Regions from separate parts of the Homo sapiens genome. Here region 2 is linked to region 1. The links are chromatin contacts, found by Hi-C or POLR2A ChIA-PET in ENCODE. All regions are on one chromosome and are shown on one strand. The core of a region is the stretch at or near the end of the contact, and the rest is flanking DNA. Distances in the headings are between cores, read along the strand shown.

Region 1 (2,710 bases), core at 82-2,581:
AGATACTCCTGAAACTTCTTTCCTGTGGTAGAATATGTTGCAGTAAAACACCTGCACTGTTTCAAATAATTCCTATTCAAGTGTGTTGCCTTTCCAGAGCCGCAATTTATCCAGACCAAAGATAGTCATGGTCACTGCCCTGCATATGTCATCATGTTTGCTGTGTTTGGTCCCAAATACACCAAACTCACTCAGCTGTTTGCAGGTTTGGCCAGTATCTGTGCTTAATGTCTTCCCAATTTCTATTATAGAGGGTGATACCTACCACTTCCCCCTCTTGCTGCCCCTTCTCATTCCAGCAGAAACACCCATGACTCACTTGAGTTATGGAGGAAAAGGAATCACAGTCTTTAGAATTTAGGGTACCAGAAGAGGCCAATCTGCTTTAGGACTTTGGCAATCTGGAGTTCCCAGTGGAACAGGAGAGCAAAGGAGATAAGTGAAAGAGGCCTATAATCAGAACATCAAAGTGTCTTGTAGCCCAAGTTCTGATTTACTTCTTATGCTAGATGAATCACTGAGACTTCTGTGGCCTCAATCCACCCATCTGTATAGTAGATGTATTGCACTGTAAGGTTATTTTATTCACCACCTCACCCATTTAATATTATAAAGAGCCTACTCTGTATTATGCATTGTGTAGAATATGAGACACAGTTACACACACACCACACATATCATTGCTCAGAATGTGTTGAGAGCCACAAAAAGATAAAAAAAAAACGTGAGGGGCTGCAGTTGTTCTGCTGTGTTTCTTTAAGCTACTTCTTAGTTCTAGGCATTAGGGCCAAATCTGTGATTTGTCTCCTCAAGTTCATCCACATCTCATGGATCATCACTACGTTTCTGGGACTCTGTTGTCTCCTATAAAAAATGAGAGAAATTAATTGAATAGCTATTTCAAAGGATTTTTTTTTCAAGAGGGCAGATGGAGAAAGGTGAGGAAGATTAAGGGAGAAAATCCATCTGGATGAATCATTCTGTGGTCACATATCCATATCTTATTTGTCTCCTAAACTCATTGTGAGTTGGGCAATGAAGATATTCTTGTTCCTTTTTGAACTAGAAGAAAATGAAGACTCAGAGGCTGAATCATGTTCTGAAGGATAAATCAAGGTCCGGATGCTCAGTACAGTACTATCAGTACGATGCACAAAGGAATCTATGTTAATTCCTTAAACGCAAAACTCACCTTTGCCATGATTTTAACCTTCTTTACCAAATAAGCTTTGTCAGAATTAGCTAGTCACAAGCATTTTCTTCTCCTAACTTATAATGCATGTAGTAGAGAAGATAATGTATCGTGCTATCAGTTTTTTGGTGAAAAATTTTCATCCAAGTTGAGGTTGGAGTGCTTAGAATTAGCTCAACCAGAGGATGTTTCTTCTGCCAATAGGTGGCAGAGTGAGTAAGCTTGTCTGAGAATGAAAATGAAATCTGAAAGAAGGGCACTTGGATTGGGATCTCCTGTTGAATCAACCTACAATGATGATGTACCTACAGTGCAAAGCCCACCACAAAGCATGGAAGACTTGAAAAAGACACCATCTCTTTATCTTTTGCAGTTCGCATTTAGCAGATCCATAAAAGGCTTTTTCTTTTTATAACAAGAAACATTATGCAAATGGTTAGCAGAGCAAAAGAAACATAAAGAGCGAAATACAACTATGTTAAGTAAACTATACATTTCTTATCTCTTCTTGATATAATGCATTCCTTAGTCCTAACTCTAATATTGAGGAAACCAAACTGTGCTTATAAGGAACCACAAAGAAATCAAAAACAATAAAACCCCAAAACTCTGACTTAGACTCAGGGGCCCCAGCCTTCTCTAAAGGAATAAAGTGCCCTCTTCTTTTCCTGACTATCCACTGATACTGATAAATGCTAAAGAGTTTTCTCTGGAACAAGTTGTCTTTCTTCTATTCCTTGAATAACCAAAGGAAATTCAATTAAAACTATTTATAATTTTATATAAAGAAGAAATAACTTGTGAAATATATTTTTTACTTGTCTATTTGCCTACTGAATTATTAAAAGGAAAGAAATGGAAGATGAAAATACTGGTGAACTCTTATTCATCCTCCAAACCCAGCAAAATTGGGGTCTCCCTAGGGAAGATTCTTCTATCTCTTTGTTTATCCTTTCTTCTGGGCTTCTAAAGCACAGTGTACCTTTTGACATCACATACATTTATCAGGCTCTTTTAATAACTTTTAAAAAATCTTTATATTTTTCTCAACTGAGATCTTGGATGTCATGAAGATGTAATTAGTTATCTTGATTCTCAGTGCCAAATGCAGGAATCATATATTAAGTATTTATGAATAAATGATGTACAAATAGACAAATGGTTAAAAAGGAAGGATTGAGTAGTTTGTAAACTGCATCTTCATTTTTGGATGAATATGAAAGCAACTATGCAGAAATTATGAAATGACAGACAGCTTGGCGGCATCAGTTTTGTGACACATCAGCCATCACATATTTTAGAGCCATATCTGAGTTCATATCTGACCCTGCCACATTCTAGAAAATAATTGAACACCTTTGAGTTTGTTTACTCATAAAATGGGAAAAAATAGTCCTTTACAGAACTGTTACTAGCTTAAATTGCTAATAAAAAGCTTTATACAATGTGAATATACATAAGGTATGATGACTATTACTGTTATCTCTGTGACAAACCACTTTCTCTTTTAAGTGGTAT
Region 2 (2,710 bases), core at 124-2,623, 270 kb after region 1:
CTCTAAAATGTATAAAGTCAAGCTGTGCCCTGACCACCTTGGGCACATGTTCTCAGGCTCTCCTGAGGGCTGTGTCACGGGCCATTGGTCACTCATCCTTGACTCAGAGTAAATCTCTTTAAATATTTTACAGAGTTTGACTCTTTTCATCAACATAAACAAACCCATTGTGCTGCCAGTTGTAAAAAGTATAGGACACACAATTATGTACAGTACATAATACTTGATGATAACAAATGGCTATGTAAATGGTTTATGAATTTATTATACTATATTTTTATTGTTATTATAGAGTTTACTTCTTCTAGTTACAGGGAAAAAAAAAGTTAACTGTAAAACTGCTGCAAGTCGATCCTTCAAAAGGTATCATAGGAGATGGTAGCTCTATGTGCGTTATGCGTGGAAGACCTTCTGGTGGGATAAGATGTGGACATGAAAAACTATGATACTGATGATCCTGAACATGTGTAGCCCTAGGCTAATGTGTGTGTTTGTGTCTCATATTTAACAAAAAGGTTAAAAAGTTCAAAAAATAAATATATATATATATATATTTTTTGAGACAGAGTCTCACTCTGTCGCCCAGGCTGGGGTGCAGTAGCACGAACTGGGCTCACTGCAGCCTTCACTTCCCAGGTTCCAGTGATTCTCCTGCCTCACCCTCCCAGGTAGCTGGGATTACAGGCGTGTGCCACCACACCTGGCTAATTTTTGTATTTTAAGTTGAGATAAGGTTTCACCATGTTGACCAGGCTGGTCTTGAACTCCTGGCCTCAGGTGATCCTCCTGCTTGAGCCTCCCAAAATGCTGGGATTACAGGTGTGAAGCACTGTGCCCAGCCAATAAAATATTTTTAAAATAGAAAAAAGCTTAGAGAATATGAATATAAAGAAAATATTTTGTGCAGTTGCATGTGTTTGTGTTTTAACCTGTATTAGTACAAAAGAGTCAAAAAGTTTCAAAAAACTAAAAAGTTTACAAAGTAAAAAAGCTACTGTAAGCTGAGGTTAGCTTATTATTGAAGAAATTTCTTTTTATAAACATAGAGTAGCCTAAGTACACAGTGTTTATAAAGTGTACAATAGAGTACAGTCATGCCGTAGGCCTTCACATTCACTCGCCACTCACTCACTGACTCACCGAGAGCAACTTCCTCTCCTACAGGCTCCATTCATGGTAAGTACTCTATACAGATGTACCATTTTTTAATATCTTTTATACCATATTTTTACTCTACCTTTTCCATGTTTAGATACACACATACTTAACTTTTTGTTGCAATTGTCTGCAGTATTCAGAAGAGTAACATGCTGAACAGGTTTGTAGCCTAGGAGCAATAGGCTGTACCACATAACCCAGGTGTGTAGCAGGCTGTACCCTCTATAGGTTTGCGTAAGTACACTTAATGATGTTCACACAATGACAAAACCGCCTAATGATGCATTTCTCGATTGTATTCCCATCATTAAGCAACATATGACTGTACTTGCAAAAACAGATACAGGCCGCATCTGGTCTATAAACTATAGTTTGTTGACTCCTGCCATAAAGCCCCTTATCTCATATAGATAATACAGAAGAGAAACAGGATTTCAGAGAGCTGGCTTCCAGTTCTGTCACTGACCCTAATGGCTATGTTGTTTTAGACAATCTCCTTATCTCACTGCCTACTTGAACTATAAAAAGAAAAAGGTAAACACTAAGATCTCTTCCAAAGTCTAAAATCCTTAATTATTGATTACCCTAGATAATTCTCATAAAACCTCCTTTCTTAGGTTGTAGAACCTGGAAACAATTTCATCATCGCAAACCATTAAAGCTTATATTTAGCACATGGATCATTGTCATGGGATATTGGCCAATGAATATGAATAAAATTTCTTTATTAGAAAGAAGAAGTTTATGCTAAAAGGAAAAACTAGTTGGAAAAACTTTAATGGTACAGCGAATTTATTTTTGGCATTTCATATTTTATCAAGCTCCCATATTATGTTGAATGTATCAAATGTACTCAAATCCTTTCTAATTTTTTAAATATTTCATTCAAATAAGTATTTTATTAATGTGGCATCATTATTTCAAAGTTTTTACCCTACTTAATATAAAATATTATTTGGAAGAAGGAGTTAAAGTATTTAATGAAAATAAACATATAAATAGTTAGAAAATCAAATTAGCTGTCAACTATTCCATTAGAGACAGTGGTGGTTGTTATAATGCTTAAGGACAGAAAAGCTAATAAAATACATTAATTATAAATGTGTTTGAATTTTTAACACACATTTAATAAAATTTATAAAAATTAAACTTTTGGAAATTTTTCTTAAATACAAACAAAAGAAAAATATAAAATAATGAGCATTCCATCACAGAAATAGATCAAGAAATACCTGATGAATGTTAAACGTATTCTTTTATAAATGTGTACATTACATAAGGATTTGGATTTACCAAAGATAATTCCAGTTTTACAAGTTTATAAAGTCAAACTAAATTCTACTTCTTACTATGTTAACTGAAACACTTTAAAAATGTTCTATCTATCTGTAGTAGTGTCAACAATGAAAATGAAGTTAAAAATAAAAAAAAAGTTCTTTGTAGGCAGGATATAGCAGAGAAGAGTCAACAGGTGCTGAGACATGGATGAGAAAAATTTAAAACAATAGACTTTTTAATAAAATGTGAAGACATTTTTACAGATTTCCACAGA

Evidence for each region. Hi-C counts contacts between places; a loop is a spot of excess contacts on that map. ChIA-PET counts read pairs that join two places held with the same protein, here RNA polymerase II (POLR2A). Pooled maps may share reads with other maps.
Region 2: a loop to region 1 is called in a map of MCF 10A, with 2.4 times the contacts of the local background. The contact joins two enhancer-like sites. A Hi-C loop is called at or near these places in 2 of 168 maps with a recorded cell type or tissue (GM12878 and MCF 10A), 1 of 37 single-sample maps with no recorded cell type and 4 of 50 pooled maps. POLR2A ChIA-PET finds 5 or more read pairs at or near these places in 1 of 52 experiments (MCF 10A).

The regions. Positions count from the first base shown.
Region 1 is chr10:90,147,285-90,149,994 of GRCh38, forward strand. No RefSeq gene overlaps it. Among named protein-coding and RNA genes, the nearest start is that of LINC01375, 190 kb to the left of the region's middle. Within about 2 kb of position 1,332, at least 3 of the 41 ENCODE cell types and tissues checked have a DNase peak (open chromatin) inside an H3K27ac peak, as active enhancers do.
Region 2 is chr10:90,417,943-90,420,652 of GRCh38, forward strand. The region is part of intron 3 of LINC02653 (long intergenic non-protein coding RNA 2653); the gene reads right to left. Among named protein-coding and RNA genes, the nearest start is that of LINC02653, 120 kb to the right of the region's middle. Within about 2 kb of position 1,374, at least 3 of the 41 ENCODE cell types and tissues checked have a DNase peak (open chromatin) inside an H3K27ac peak, as active enhancers do.